Regions from separate parts of the Mus musculus genome. Here region 2 is linked to region 1. The links are chromatin loops, found by intact Hi-C in ENCODE. Cell type or tissue: left cerebral cortex. All regions are shown on one strand. Links, peaks and the distances in the headings refer to the core of each region. The heading gives the core; the rest is flanking DNA. Region 1 has its middle 2.8 kb from the start of Plppr1. Region 2 overlaps Gm12436 (a long non-coding RNA gene).

The links. Hi-C counts contacts between places; a loop is a spot of excess contacts. Peaks named below come from ENCODE experiments on the same cell type or tissue, not always from the same donor. Only the 100,000 strongest peaks of a DNase experiment are listed, where the experiment ranks them.
Region 2: a loop joins it to region 1, with 4 times the contacts of the local background. A loop is called at or near these places in 2 of 42 quality-filtered maps.

What each region holds. Positions count from the first base shown.
Region 1 is chr4:49,055,222-49,058,142 of GRCm38, forward strand. No RefSeq gene overlaps it. Among named protein-coding and RNA genes, the nearest start is that of Plppr1, 2.8 kb to the right of the region's middle. In left cerebral cortex, for the core only: no CTCF peak of the experiment used is centred there; DNase peaks (open chromatin) are centred at 1,459 and 1,941.
Region 2 is chr4:48,899,577-48,902,497 of GRCm38, forward strand. All of the region lies in intron 1 of Gm12436 (a long non-coding RNA gene), which reads left to right. Among named protein-coding and RNA genes, the nearest start is that of Gm12436, 2.4 kb to the left of the region's middle. In left cerebral cortex, for the core only: no CTCF peak of the experiment used is centred there; DNase peaks (open chromatin) are centred at 1,166 and 1,877.

The sequences.
Region 1 (2,921 bases), core at 137-2,636:
CAAACAGTTCCACCAACTGGGACCACGTAAGTATTCAAACATACAAGCCTATGAGGATCATTCTCTTTCAAACACTGTAAGGGTGGTTGAGATCACTCAAGACAGGTGAGAAAAGTCTATGAATATGAGAAATGCACTGGAAATTTATGTCAATCAGTGTCTTCTTAAGAAACACAGTTATTCTAAGATTAAGACTAAATTAAGATAATCTGAGGAGTGACCATGCTTGTCCATGTGGTTAACAGAATGTGGCAGAATTCATGGTCTGTTCCTTCATCAAGTAGGATACAAAGAACCTAAGCTTCTCTCTTTATATCTTCTTCATTTTTCATATCAGCCTCAGAAAATTCTTGTTAGATATATGGCAGGGAAAAGATAAATATATCATCGCTCACCTGATCATCTCAGTCCTTTCCATGGCTTATATGGAAGTCATAGTTCCAATGCTCCCACAACACCCTAACTCTTATCCATAATAATAAAACCAATTTCATACTTTTATGAGTAATGATTTAGAAAGGCTAGAGTGAGATTCTGAGTATGGTCCTTCTCTGGTTATAATTACAATTTTGAAGAAGAAAAAACAACTAATGACAATTTTATTCTTTTGAGTGGAGGCACTAGAAAATAATTCTGGTGGGCTAGTTGTCTAGCATGATTCTGTCTCTCAAACTATCAGACATTTTGAGCCCAAACTTACTCTCTTTGTGAATTAGAAGAAAACCTTAGAATGGGCTTGATTTATCTGTTTCCAAAGAAATAGAAACTGTCTTCAGAAACCTGCTTTGCCTTTCTCATTTCAACTTCCATTTTTAGACAATTGCACAAAAGATTTTAAAAGCAGAACCTACCAACTTCACGATCTATAAAAGTACCAAGTATCAGTGTGTTCAGAAGTCTGTTTCAAAGAAAACATTTTATCAGCATATGTTAATTTGTGAGTTCGTATTTATCACTCACCCTTTAAACATTTACTGAATATATCCCACTTGCAGCAGAAGAACAAAAACTCTTTATTTGAGTGACTCATAACTGACCTGTCTGAAGGAAAGATAAACAAAAGCAGACATGCAGTGTTAAATTACTTATTATATACTCGAAGGATCATGGGGATAATTTTGCCATAGTTCTGTCAGCAAAAATCTTTATTACTACTATAGATCTTATACTCAGGAGTAAGACATCTGATAGGCAAACTTAGATGGGAAGAAAATATGTCGTCTAGTAGCAGGTGAGTGGGTAGTGAAAATATACACATGCACTGCGTGCTTTTATTCAACCGTAAAGGAAGAGGAATTCGTGAAGTTTGCAGAAAGATGGATGCAACTGGAAGCATTATTTGAGCTAACACGGGCTCAGAGAGACCAGTACCATATGTTCTCTCCCATGCGGATCCTTGCCGCTAGCTATTGAGTTTGTGTATCCAGAAGGGAGTAAATATAGGTAAAGGCAGGAAACTAGAAAGGGGCCCACGTGACTTCGAAGAAGGACACTTTAAAGGAGTTGGGGTGGGGCTAGTAACAGAGTAAGGTGGAGCAGGGAATGCGGGTGTGTGTGAGAAGATACAGTGGGGAAAGTGGGGGTAAGATGAAGGACGGGTATGTGTCTGGGAGTAATCATCCAAAATGAAATGTGCCTGGAAACCGCATATGAAACCCTACTTAGCTAAGCTAATGTCAAATGTAAAGATAAATATTTTTCAAAGTTGATTGCCAAGGAAAGTGCCAGTCGGGTGGGGGGGGTGGACCTCTATTCATACGATGAGAAATAAGGGGTGCACATGCTTGCTTGAAGACACGCCTGTCTCACCGTTATGTCCATACATGAGCAGAAAGGTGAGGCTAGAATTAGTTACTATTTGCAAGGCCACGTGTCTTCATAGTATTCTTTTTACTACATGGATTTAAATACATTAGGGTGATGCGTGCGTGGGTGATAGAAGAAGCCAGAAGGGAAAATTGGGAAGCTTTGGTTTTCAACTTTTTCACTTGCACTCTCTTAGAAAAGAAAATCTCAGCTTAAAACAAAATTCAGGGTAATGAAAACGTTAACCAAAACACTGAGAGCCGCAGTTTGCAGAGAGCCATGCAAGCTAGGAAGTGTTATATGCTTTGTGTACATCGTGTCCCCCCTGAATTTTCCCCACTCCCCACATAGGAAGGTTTTATTCTTGAACTGTCCATTCATAGTTCTATAGTAGATGCAGTATAGAGGGATTCCACTTGATTCGCAGTTCCACACATGAAAGGTTCTCTTCACCTTTGACCTTGAAGCTACTTGACACTTTCAGATGGTGAAGTGGGGCCCGGGGAGATGGCTCAGCAGGTTATGGTGTCCACAATTAAACACCACAAACTTAGTTTGATTCTCAGGATCCATATATTGTGGAGGGTAAGGATTGGCTTTTGCAAGTTGTTCTCTGACCCTGCTAATATGAGAACCTTGAAATTCCTGTAAACATTGTTGATTGTTCTAAAGGGAATGTGTGTGTGTGCGCGCGCGTGCAGATCTCTCTTAGATATTTCTAAATACTGTAATAGCAAAACATTAAAAAAATAAAAACAGTCATGGTTAGGAGCCCCAAATATATGTCAGAGGTTTCATTGGAGACCCTGATCTTCCTCCTGGGTGGATGGAAATCCAACGTTACTGTTCTTTAAGCAAAGGACTCAGCTTTATTCTCAATGAGGGGGAAGGTATTGCCACCTGCCACACTTCCTGGGCAGCACTCTTTCTAAGAACCTCCTATCCTGGTGTTCTTAGTTCCCCCCCCCCGCCCCTTCCTGAACTTTGCTTTTGTTTGTGGTATTTAGACATGCTGTTTTCTCTCCTCTGTGTGTGTCCTAGGATTTGATCTAATTGTCTGCTGTTCAAGTGTCACTCAGCATTATTATTGAGAAGACAAATGGGACACAGGTCAG
Region 2 (2,921 bases), core at 155-2,654, 160 kb before region 1:
GAAGACAGAGGCCTTGTACCAGACCAACAAGTCATTGCAATGAACATTTGCAAGCAAAGAAGTGTGGATAAAGGTTATACTATGGGACAATACCATGATACACTCCAGCTTCCACAAGATTTTCTTTTCTATGTTGGGGAGGAGGTTGCAAGGGTAGAGGGCAGTTATTAGATGAGGGAGGGATGAGTGAGAGAGAGGTGAATGATGTGACATTCACAAAGAACCAATAAAAGTGAAAAATAGCAGAGAAAAAGAACTATTCAAATGTTCTCATATATAAATAATTGACATATGAAAAAAATCACTTAAATTTCTTTGCCAAATATTTTAACAATCTTTGAAAACAATGACATACAAAAGTAAGGGAACATTGTTGAGTTTCGTTTTTTATTAATGGTTAAGCAAAAGGCTTTCTAGTGGGGGCAATCACAAAAGGAAAGTCACTTGAAGCACAATTTGTATTTTCTAGGTCAAATAGTCATGAAAGGTTCGTGCAAGTCTGGTTCAGAGTTAGTAAGATTCTCTTCCTTTTTGTCCTGTAGCTTTACACTCAGAGGAACTTCCTAGAAAGTGTCTAAGCCTTTCCAGCAAGTGCTGTCCTTTCTGCTTGGACTATCCCCACATACTCCCATGACTGGCCCTTCTTCATTCTTCTGCTAGATGATCAAATGCTTGTGTTCTTAAAAAGGCCTTCTCGGTTAACCTGATGCAAACTAGCCAGTCTTCATTGTCTCGTTTTATAAAGTTAACTCTTATTGCTTGTTCTGCATTCTTCATAATCACTATCATTAGCTGACCTATCCTAAGTATTTTTTAAAATCTGCCCCTTGCAATGCAAGTTTTGTGAATATATAGACTTTGTTTGCTTGTTCATGTTTTTGATATATGAGAGAAGTCTTGGGACTTTTTTTTTTTGAATGTGTGAATGAAGTAATGGGTTACATGTAAATAAAAAGAAAGAGGTAACAGAACACGATGCTGAGTTTGAGGTAAGGCTGTGTATGTGTCTATATTTTTATTAGTAAAAACGTTACTATCTATCCAAAAAGATGGTAAACTATGTACCATAAAGAAGAATTTTCCAGAATCGAGAGTGCCAGCTGCATCCTCTCAAAGTGTTCACACATTTAACCCATCCAGTTTGTCTAAATGAATAATATAAAAACTGGGCCACAAATCAAACATCTAAATTGGATCTTCCTTTAAGATACTAAAATTAAACTCAAGGGAAGATTTAAAAAAAAATCAGACACTTGTGAGTAGATTGAAGAGATGGTCGACCAGGTTAATCTCTCTGACTATCAGGCACTTGGAAAGAGAGGTGACAAGACCTGGTATAAAGAGTTTGTAAAAAAGAACCACAATGAAAATACCTGCTCTGTTAACTAACGTCAATTCTGCATGGTGCTGGAGAAAACTACTGTAGTCTTATTTTGAGCAGCTTCTGAAATATACAAATCTTGTTTAACTGATCAATTCAAGACACTCAGATGTTTTTTTTTTTTTTTTTTTTTATTAGAGGAGAGATTAGAGGAGAGACAGGACTTAAGCTATCATAGGAAGCCAATAAAATGTTTTAATGGAAGAAATGGCAGAATCTAATTCTAACGATGATTCTTTTATGTGGAGATTGACTTTTAGGGCTACACAACTGAAGCACTGAGATGAGCAAGGTGATGTCTGTAGTCTTCTACCTAATGTTTGAGGTTTGTCTACTGTTTTACTAGTGGGCGTGGATGGAAGTGGAGGGATCCACACTGTGTTTTGGAAGCATGGTCCACGTGTGATACAGTGTGACTGATATAAGAATTTAGAAAACAGCCAGGTGGTGTCCTAGGCACTGTGTTGACCATATGGAAATATAGGATGGGCAGATTGGTAGAGGTTTTAATTTGGGTACTTTAAAATTGAGATGGGTTTAAAAATATTCAGATGAAGATGCTAAGTAAGCAGTTGGATAGACGAGGCTCACACTTGGAGGGGCAATCCAGGGAAGAGATATAAAACGAGGTAACGCTAGTGCTAGGGTATTTGAAGCTGTGGGGATAAATGAGATCAAAAAAGGAAACGCAGAAGCAAGAACAGCTAGGGAATAAACTTTACCATTTAGCTTTATTGGAAAAAAGGAGCCCAGAGAAAGTAATGTCAGAGAGACAGAGTGGTGTGCATCAAGAAGGGTCGAAGCTTTGGCTAGGAATGGGTGTAAATGAGGAAAAAATACAATATGCATTTAATTTAGAGGAAATTAGAATCATTGCTGATTTTTTAAGAGCAAAGTTGCCAGACTGGTGACCACAGAAACACCACTGATCCACTTGGGTCAATTTATTCCAGTGGTTAAATAAAAATCTTGCGATTTTGGATAAATAGTTTGTTATGGACTCAGTTAGTGCTCTGACTAAGTGTTTTGGATCTCTTGCTATGCTTGCACCTCAGTGTTACAAGTGAGCTTTCACTTTTAACAGAATAGGCCTCCTGGATTCTTTTTTTTAATTAGGTATTTTCTTCATTTACAGTTCAAATGCTATCCCAAAAGTGCCCCATACCCTCCGCCCCCCACTCCCCTACCCACCCTCTCCCACTTTTTGGCCCTGGCAGTTCCCCTGTACTGGGGCATATAAAGTTTGCAATACCAAGGGGCCTCTCTTCTGCCATCTTCTGCTACATATGCAGCTACAGACATGAGCTCTGGGGGTACTGGTTGGTTAGTTCATATTGTTGTTCCTCCTATAGGGTTGCAGACCCCTTTAGCTCCTTGCCTCTTGGATTCTTGAGTAGGTGGGCTATTCTGCTCAGATGAGAAGCAGGAAGTGCTGGGGCTCAGCTGAAGAAGCCTCAACAAGAGAAAGAACACCATCACCACCACCACCACCACCAGCAGCAGCAGCAGCAGCAACAACAACAAGTTGAGTGGGAATAGA